2 separate regions of the Mus musculus genome follow, and region 2 is linked to region 1. The links are chromatin loops, found by intact Hi-C in ENCODE. Cell type or tissue: heart. All regions are shown on one strand.

Evidence for each region. Hi-C counts contacts between places; a loop is a spot of excess contacts. Peaks named below come from ENCODE experiments on the same cell type or tissue, not always from the same donor. Only the 100,000 strongest peaks of a DNase experiment are listed, where the experiment ranks them.
Region 2: a loop joins it to region 1, with 2.6 times the contacts of the local background. A loop is called at or near these places in 2 of 42 quality-filtered maps.

What each region holds. Positions count from the first base shown.
Region 1 is chr10:108,339,605-108,344,604 of GRCm38, reverse strand. All of the region lies in intron 2 of Pawr (PRKC, apoptosis, WT1, regulator), which reads right to left. Among named protein-coding and RNA genes, the nearest start is that of Gm40755, 9.1 kb to the right of the region's middle. In heart, no CTCF peak of the experiment used is centred here; no DNase peak of the experiment used is centred here.
Region 2 is chr10:108,414,472-108,419,471 of GRCm38, reverse strand. Gm36283 (predicted gene, 36283) reads right to left here and starts at 2,221. Exons shown (of 3, transcript NR_155870.1): 1 at 2,167-2,221. In heart, no CTCF peak of the experiment used is centred here; no DNase peak of the experiment used is centred here.

The DNA.
Region 1 (5,000 bases):
GATTTTTTGGTTTTTCGAGACAGTTTCTCTGTGTAGCCCTGGCTGTCCTGGAACTCTCTCTGTAGACCAGGCTGGTCTCGAACTCAGAAATCCGCCTGCCTCTGCCTCCCAAGTGCTGGGATTCAAGGTGTGCACCACCACTGCCCAGCAAACAATTTTTTTTTATTTAATACTTTTTTTTTTTATTTGTGTGCCTGTATGTGACACATGTGGTGGTCACAGGACAACTTTTGGGAATCGTTTCTCTCCTTTCTGATCACTTCTGTCATAATAAATGGTCTGTAGAGATGGATCTATAGATAAAGTACTTGTTATGTAAGCAGAAGGAGCCGAGTTCAGATCCAAGTACCCAACTAAAAACTGGGTTGGCTAATGCACATCTGTGACCCTAGCACTGGGCTGGTGGAGGAAGCGGATACCTAGAGACAGCTCTGTCAACCCCACCCACCCCCCCACCCACCCCCAAAAAGGCAAGTTTCTCAATTTGTTGAGAGATTATCTCAAGAGATAGGTGAAAGGTGGGAGATGGGAGATGGTACAGGAAATAAGAGAGTGCTTGGTATGGGAGCATAAAGTGGAGGTTTAAAAAAGCTTGGCCAGTAGGGAGTGGCACTATTAGGAGGCATGGCCTTGTTGGAGGAAGTATGTCACTGTGGGGGTGGGCTCTGAGGTCCTCTAGTGCTCAAGCTCTGCCCAGTAGTGAAAGAGAGCCTCTTCCTGGCTACCTTTGGACCAAGATATAGAACTGTTGGCTCCTCCAGCACCATGTCTGCCTGCATGCTGCCATGCTTCCCACCATGATAATGGACTGATCTCTAAAGCTGTAAGTCAGCCCTAATTATATGTTTACCTTTATATGAGTTGCCTTGGTCATGGCGTCCCTTTACCATAAACCCCACAGACTTGAGTTTGGATCACTAGCACCCACACAGCAAACAACACAGCCACATGCACCTCAGGGTGGGTGCAGAAGGAAGAGGCAGATCCTGGGGACCTGCTGGCCAGCCAGTCTAGCCAGAACCCTGGGGGCTCCAGGTTCAGTGAACAGCTGGGTCTACCAGAATGGGACAGGGCAGTATAGAGCAGGATATCTCACATCCTCTCTGGCCTCAGCACATGAATGTGCAGGCATGCACACACACGCACAGGCACACGCGAGCGCACGCAATCACTTATACATCATGCACTTGCACACATGAGACAAAACAAGTGTCATTCCTAAAACCATGACTGGGAAAAGTGCTGAGCGCCTCAAAAATCACAAACGGGAAACAAAAGAGAGGAAGGAACACGCGGAGAAGCTGGAAAAGGAGTGAGAAAGGTTCCAAGGTGGCGCCTGTCCTCTAAGGAGTTGTATTCCAAGAAGGAAGAGAAGCAGCTAAGAAGGCAACAGATACCTGCCTGTCACAGTCCAAACTCAAGAAACAACAGCAAGCTGTAAACTTCGGAGTGACTTACACCCAGATCATATTCATATGCTGGCAATTACAAAAAAAAAAAGGTATTGCATCTTTTTATTGGTTCATTTATTTTGGAGGCAGGAGGAGAGTGTCTGCCATGATATCTGCATGCAAGTCAAAAGCCAAGTTGCAAGAATCTGTTCTCTCCTTCATCTGAAAGCTCAGGTTCTCAGACTTGGCCATAGGCTCTAAACCCACGGAGCCCTGTCACTGGCCCAGATTCAGGACGTTTGCTCTCAGCAGACTTCCTGTATCTCACCTCATTTCATTCTGTCCACCTCCAAAGTCATTCACCAATGTAGTTGTTATAAAGTTACTCTTTTCTTTTCTTTCCTTTCCTTTTCTTTTCTTTCCTTTTCTCTTGTTTTCTTTTGAGATGAGTTTCTTTGTGTAGCCATGGCTATTCCAGAACTCACTCTGGAGACAAGGATGGCCTTGAACTCAGAGATCTATCTGCCTTTGCCTCCTGAGTGCTGGGATTAAAAGCGTGTGCATCACCACCAACACCCAGCTGCAGCTTACTTTCTGAAATTCTTTCTTTTACCACACATCTATTGTTTGACGCTGCTTTATACAGCTCATTCCTCTTCAGGAGATTTATCTGTTCCTAAACAAAGAATCCTCTTAGGAAGGATTTCACATTAGCCAGGTAACCTTTTCCTTTCCAGAAACTAATGAGAGTTATTGTACAAACAGGTATGGACAGAGGAAGGTAGCGCCCTGCCAAAATACTCATAAAGAGCCACAGAAATCAGTTGGATTCCTTGGCTTGCAGCTGGGGTCCATCCCAAGATGAGCTGGTCGTTCCTCAGTAACTGTCCTCTACTCCCTCTCCAGCTTAGATTCTCTGCAAAGTTACTTCTAATAGAACGGACCCAAGGTGTTTCCAACAATGATAACCAACCTGTGAGCCCTGCGTCCAAACAGATCAGAAGTCAAGGCCATGTTCTGTCAGGACAGCCTTTGGGCAAGACACAGCTTCTTTCAGGTTCAAATTCTTTGGCTTGTACAAGGATGGGAAAAAAAAACCCACCTTGCAAATAAATGTCAAGACATAGTTCAGTGAATTCCCCTACTCTGAATGGCACAGGCAATAACTGACATAGACAAAAGCAATTTTCTCCCCGTCCCCGCCTCTACTCCTGTTTCAACGCTGGTCAGAGTCTGACCGGATGTTGTAGAATGTCAAGAAGTTTGTCAAGGACTTAAATCCTAAAGGCATCTTTTCTGCCTGTTTTGGTGAGCACAACCCCGCTATATCTATAACTAAACCTCCCTGGCTCGCTCTTTCTGCTCAGGGATCAAACCCAGAAACTCACTGTTCTACCACTGAGCTACACTTCCAACAACTATCTTAGAAGATGTATTTTTATTTTTAACTGTACACACACACACACACACACACACACACAGAGTTCCAGGTGGTTTGAGCTAGGGTCCTCTGAAAGAGAGGTTCTTACCTACAGAGTCATCTGTCCAGCCCCCAAACTGTGCACTTTAAAGGAATAAATTGTATGTATATGTCTTTTACTCATATTCCTAAGCATTATCTTCTGAATAATTCTGTTCTTCACAACAAAGATTTGCAATCTTTTCTAATAGCAAAAATATTCTGCAACTCCAAAAATAATAAGGAAAAAGTTAATCCACACATCATACAGCAATTTCTCAAAGAAAAGATAGTTTTACATACTGTTAGATAAGATTAGTCTTGAATTAGATTATAAGACATTAGACAGTGGTTTTCACTCAATTCTCTTTTCGGTAACCCTATATAATCACCCTGCGTGTCGATTACAGATGTGTAAACTGATCTGCACTGTAAACTTTCATATCCAACCATTCCAGCAAAACCCTAACTGAACAATCCTAATGGCTTTCAAACCTAATGGTCCTATTTCTTGATATTCAACACAAAACAAGACTGTCTGGAACACGTTTCATGCATTTGTTCCCTATGAACATATTTAACACATGGGCTTATAGTGCTGGCCTGTGAGCCCCGCCCTTTCGGAGGCAGAGGCAGGACGGTCTCTGTGAGTTCAAGTCCAACATAGTCTTCGTAGAGACCTTGTTGTCTCTGGGGAAGGGAGGGAGAGAAGGAAAGGAGAAAGGGAGGGAGGGAGGGAGGGAGGGAGGGAGGGAGGGAGGGAGGGAGGGGAGGAAGGAGGGAGATGGGGGAGAGGGAGGGTAAGGGGGGAAGGTGAAGAGCAGGAAGGAGAAAAGGAGGGGAATTAGATGAATATTTCTAAAAACATCAAATCGTGATCAACTAGCAGCAAATCATATATTAAGATTTGAACTTGGAGTTATTTCTACACCCCCCCCTTTTCTTTTTTACAACTAACAGCAAACTTTGTTCAGTGCATCAGACAATTTATTCTCTGAGGATTAAGAGGAATCACATGAGTAAAGTGTAGAATCCCAAGGACAAACCACATGTGGAGCACGCGGCAAAAACCATGGTTTTCCATAGAGCTATATAAACAGTAGCCAGTGGGAGAAATAATGGAAGTAAACTCACTCCTATCCATCACACCTGGGTGGGCATGAAAACGCATTTCAAGAACAATTCCATGTTTTTGAAGACACTGAACTTAGAAGACTCGGTTTTCTTGGATTTTCTCACAAGCACTCAGAGTTCTCTCTTGACTCCATTCTTGGATGGAATTCTGATGATAGTAGACTAAAGGTCAAAGTGTGTGTTTTAAAGTTCTAACCTCAGGACTAGTATATGAAATTGGAACTGATTCACGTCAACACTATGAATTTCTTAGGTATGCCAGGAGGGAAACAAAAAAACAAAAAACAAAAAAAAAAAGACATAATCTTGCACTGATAGTAATGATTTCTAAAGATATGCTGAGCTAGATCTACCTGTGAGATGTACTGTTTAGCCACTTTTAGAGACTCAGTGTTCTTACAGACCGCATGTGCCGTGATGCCAGGCGTACAGGTAAGCTAAAGGCACAGCTGGCTGAGGTATTGGCTCTAGTGCAGTTGGCTAAACAAACAGGAAGTTCCCTCTCCTCCAAGTCTGTAAAGAATCAGCTGCTAGTCCACAAAGCCATCTGCCTAACAGTAGGAAGCAAAGAAAAACTAATCTAATCTGATACATCTGCATCTAATACAAGCTCTGATAAGAAGGCCAGAAAACCATCACAGACTTGGAACTGTCCGCTGTTAAAAGGTTTCCATAAATGTATCCCCCTTTCCCTATGTAAAACATGAGTGTCAGATAAGTTCCAGTTATATATAAATATTACAGTTTCTCTGAGGTTTATGCTAGTGACAAACACAAAAGGACAAGAAGTAAAGGGGAAATATTTTGCATTAAATACATGATATTATATAAATGTTTAAAGTGATATACATTTCCAAGGCTTCAAGTTATTTCTGTTAAACTGTCTATAAGTTTTAAGAGAGGAAAAAAAAGAAAAGATTGCCATCTTTGTATTAAGCCCACTACACAACAAGCAGCTATCGTTGTCATTCATATAACTATCCTTTGAACATCTTTATAACTTTTTTTTTTCTGGA
Region 2 (5,000 bases), 75 kb before region 1:
CTCACTGTCCTGGAACTCATTCTGTAGACCAGGCTGGCCTTGAACTCACAGAGTTTCACCTGACCCTGCCTTCTGAGTGCTGAGATTAAAGACATGCGCCACCACTGTCTGGCTGTATTCTAATCTTAACCCCGTGTTTTGATTTCTGAAAGTATTATTTCCTCTCAAATAATATACTGAATAAAGGTTTCGGAAGCACCACTACTGTTTCGATATGAGATGATCACAATACCCCTTAACTTAAAACACCAAGAAAGGATTCCACTAGTCATATAGAAGGGGAAAGAAACAATTAACCAGTGTTGGCAAGGGGATGGAACTGTACTTTTTATTGAGGACTCCTAGTTTTACATGCAAAGCTCACTGTAACACTGAATCTGTTATATGGAGTTGCCTCATAATGGATATCCACACAACGGGAAGGATCAAAGCTGTCTACACGACACTGTGTTCCGTTACTTAATCCAGATAATTTCACTAGTATTTGGGTTCAGAACTATATGATCATAATCAAACCCTAAATTGTAGCTGTCCTGTGATTTCTGCTGGGAGCAATGGCCACTTGCTTCTTAAATTTAGAGAAAAAAAAAATAACATGAGAATCAACTCCCCACACTGTGAAGCCAATTGCTTTTTTTTTTTAAGTTGACAAAAACAAAAACAAAAAAAACACCCAATTTAGTATGCAGAGGAGAAACAAATTAAAACAGGGTAATCAATCAATGTCCACCGAATGACTGTCATTAGCATTTTAATTACCAGAGTGACTGCCAACAGGTGACCTGAAGGTTAGACACAGGATGGACTACTCAAAAACAAACCAGTAATTAGCATTGCTTACAAAAATACTAATTTGAATACAACCAACACTTCCATTTGAATATAACCAACAACTGTGTGACATGCATTGAATTCTTTTTATTACCCCTCTCCCTCTCTCTTTCTCTCTGTCTCTCTCTCTGTCTGTCTGTCTGTCTCTTTCTCTCTCTCTGTTTTTCAAAATAGGGATTCTTTGTGTAGTCTCACTGTACTGAAACTGACCAAGTAGATGACTCTGACCTCGAACTCAGAGATCCACCTGTCTCTGCCTCCTGAGTGCTGGGATTAAAGTCGCCTCCTGGGATTTCCTGTATTTCTTAATGATCGTTTCCTAATGTGTAATTGCATAAAAAACACAGCAAGACACTTTCCAGTATTCAATAGTTCGTTCCCCTTGCTGCTCAGAAACATTGCCACAAATGAGACAGTAGCTAGTACCTGGACCTAACAGACAAGGGTTGGATAGTGACAAAACCTACTCTGCAGTCAGCCATTCGAATTCAACAGACTGGCTAGAGCTGTACTTCACACTACTGGTTCACACCAAATGGGCTATAAACTCTGCTAAACAGACAAGTTAGCAGATATTCACTTAAATGTCTGCTGGAAACAGGTGTGAGAACTCAGAACAAGGAGATGCATATCGCCGTTTACGTTGGGGTCAGGGTAAAGAAGAGCGTGTTAGGAAACATAACTAAGCAAAAGCCAAACCAAACCAAGAATCCCACAAAGCTGAGGCAGGAGGATGATGACTTTGAAGCTGGCCTGGATGATGATGGGGGTCTCAAGCCAGGTTGGGCTATATAGATACCTTCTAAAAAAAATTCAAAACAAAACAGGCTCAAGCAGTCTTGAATAATTAGTATTTCTACTTTGTGTGTATGTGTGTGCATGCCCATTACACATGTATAAGACAGAGGACAGGTCTCTGGAGTTTGAAATCGAGGGTTTGTCGGTCTCAGGAGGAAGTGGTTTTACTAGCTGGGCCAAAAGCAAGCACTGCTTGAAGTCTTTAAGCACAGGAGGAAACCATCACCACCTCCAGAGTAGAGAAAGTGGGTAACAGGGATGGAGGAAGTGCCTCTGGCAGGGACTGACCGGCCAGCTTAGCTGTGTCCACTAAGGTTCTGTTTTCAGTTTAGTGGGACAAAATTGTATCATTACCGTGGTTTTCAGGTAATTGGCTTAAGTTAAAACTCTCCGGTGGTGGAAGCCACACAGCGCTCAGGGGTGGCTCAGCGCAGACCTCGCACCAGTGACACATTCTCAGTACCTCCAAGGAGTAACACTACTTCTAACGTCAAGATTAGAACAGGGTGCTTTAGTTCCAGCACGAAACCAGCTTACGTTTGCGGGCGCACACCAGGACGAGTGCAGACGCAGACGTGGGTGCTCCCACACTAATTTTAACTTGAACGCTGGGATCTTTAAATACTGGTCCTTCCCCGTGTTGCGTGTTCCCTCTAATTGCAAAGCTGGAGCTCCTGGGTTCATCTACTGCAATCTACTACATGTGGCCAAATCTTGGAGGAAATGAATAAAAACCACGACTGGTTATTAGGTAAGTGCCACCTCACTTGCCATCGCTGTAACTTACTAAGTGTCACTGGCTAGAAGTCTGCTTAGGAGAGGGGGCAGGGATGGGACCTGCTACCATACTTGGGAAAGTTGTTCAGGTTATCAGATCAGCCATCCGATGCCGGGACATGGTTCAAGGTCTGTTGTTTTTGTCTTGTGTTAACCATGCTGATGCTCTGAATAACACTGATTGGTGCGTTTTCAACCCATGAAACAATGGACTCAGAAGTTCACATTTTAATTGCTAACTCCGGTTTACTCCAGAAAACAGAACAATGCAACTGAGGCACGTTTTTGTTGTTGCTTTTACATCTTAAGAATGCATTCTATCACTATTTCATTTTTTTAAAAAAATTACTACAGGGTAAAAAGACTAGATTGCTTCACTATCTGGCTGGTGTTGAATTTCCACATCTGAAACCACTCGATCAAGTGAAAGAGTGCTAATCTATTATTTAATGTCTCTCAGATTACTTGAACACACACAGCCTGGCTCCTTTCCTTCCTTTCTATCGCAAGCACATTACAACAAAACTACTAGGAAATCTGGAATGAAATCGATACAGCAGTTTTCAGTGAACTCTCCTCAGCATCGGGAAGGCGCGCCGTGCTCACTTGCGGGTACCAAAGTTATCGTTTTTAAAGTGTCACAAATCTATCTGGATGCTGCTTTACTATGCCACGAACTACCAGGAGACGTGAGAAATATTGATTAGCAGAACTAAATTTCACAGATCTTTGTACTTCACAGACACCAGTCAAGGCATCCAGATCACTACACGCAGACCTTTTCTGTTAAAAACTCCCCTGAGCATGTATTATTTTCTTACTTAGTTAGAACTGGGAGCTCTAGCCTGCCCTAGCTCAAAACTCAGAATCTTACTGCCTCTTCATTCTGAGTCATGGCATTCATTACATGTGTGAACCCCTTTGCCTGGCTCTAAATCCCAATTGATGAGCAAAAACTGCTATTCTTCTTGTGTAATGTGTTTATAAAGTCTAATTTAAGAATAAATTAGAATTGTAGTAGATCATATGTCTTTTTCAACAGTGTGTAAAAATCTACATGTGAAATCAATACATAGTTTAAGAAGTTGGGGGAAGGGCTCTAACGAAATGTTCCGTCTAACTGCCAGGCTCCTGTACTCTGCCTAAGTAAGTGCACCTGCCAGTATTATGTTACAAAAGAAAAACAAAACAAAACAACAACAAAAAAAAATGTGTTGAAGATGCTCATTAACGGACTTGCACAAACTTCAAAGCAGCTCAGGTTTTACAAAACTTTTATAGCGGATGTAATTTCTTTTAAAGTGAAGTTAAAAAATATTCAAATTATATAATTGAAAAATCAATATACTAATGTATTCTAGGTGTCTTAGGGCTTTACTGCAGTGAACAGACACCATGACCAAGGCAACTCTTACAAGGACAACATTTAATTGGGGCTGGCTTACAGGTTCAGAGGTTCAGTCCATTATCAAGGCGGAAACATGGCAGCCTTCAGGCAGGCATGGTGCAGGAGGAGCTGAGTGTTGTACATCTTCATCTGAAGGCCTCTAAGGGAACACTGGCTTCCAGACAGCTAGGCTGAAGGTCTTAAAGCCCGCACCCACAGCCACACTCCTTCAACAAGGCCACACCTCCAAATAGTTCCACTCCCTGGGCCAAGCATATACAAACTATTACACCAGGGTTGTCTACTGACATTTTTACAGCCCCTATGGGTAAGTGAGGAATAGCCAAGGGGGTGGCGGGGAGCCTGGCACAGTTCCTTCCTTGATGTGTGGGCAGCAGATCTCTGTTGGGGAGGCGGGGTGAACAGCTACGTTAAAGGGGGATCGTGGGAAAGTGAGTGCCAACTGCAGACGGAAAGGTATAGCAGGGGCTGACTGGAAAGCTCCATGACTTAGAGTCACAGCAGAGGGGCTGGCTATAGCAGTGCTGGGAAGCAAGCACGGTCTAAACCACGCCTCTCCTGGAGCTACAGCGTGAATCCAGCTTCAGTTCCTCAAGTGATTCCGATGAATGCTGTCAGTTTGTCCGCCGGAAGTTCACCAACACTCAGGCTGGAGATCAGCTCTCCGGGCTCTCAGTGGTAGAGTATTTGCTGGGTTCAGCTCTCAGAACCATTAAAGAGGGATGGAAAAGGAAAGAGAATCGACGAAGGGGCATCCTATGTTTAGGGAGGAGGAGGGCTCCTAATTGAAAACACGACACAAAACAACCCTAAATACCAAGGATATTTAATAGAAGGCAACTTTATTTTATAAATCTTCAAATACGGTTGCTTTAAAACCTTCAGCGTTAGGATTATGGGCTTTTCTCTCTTAAGAAAAAGGCGTCCCAGGGTCTCCAACCCGGGAATCAGCTGAGATTATCCTGTTATCTCTGCTTACGCATGTTGACATATGTGTACATATGCGTACATAGTTTTCGTGTGGAAAAATATTTCGGTTCTGATTTTGAAGCACATGCTATTAACAGCGACAATTTTCTTCTTCAATACTAAAACTGTACACAACGTGAGGCCTGAAGAATAAACAACTTTTTAAATATCCCATTATTTACTAGTAAACCCTAGATCAATTAAAAAAAAAAAAAGA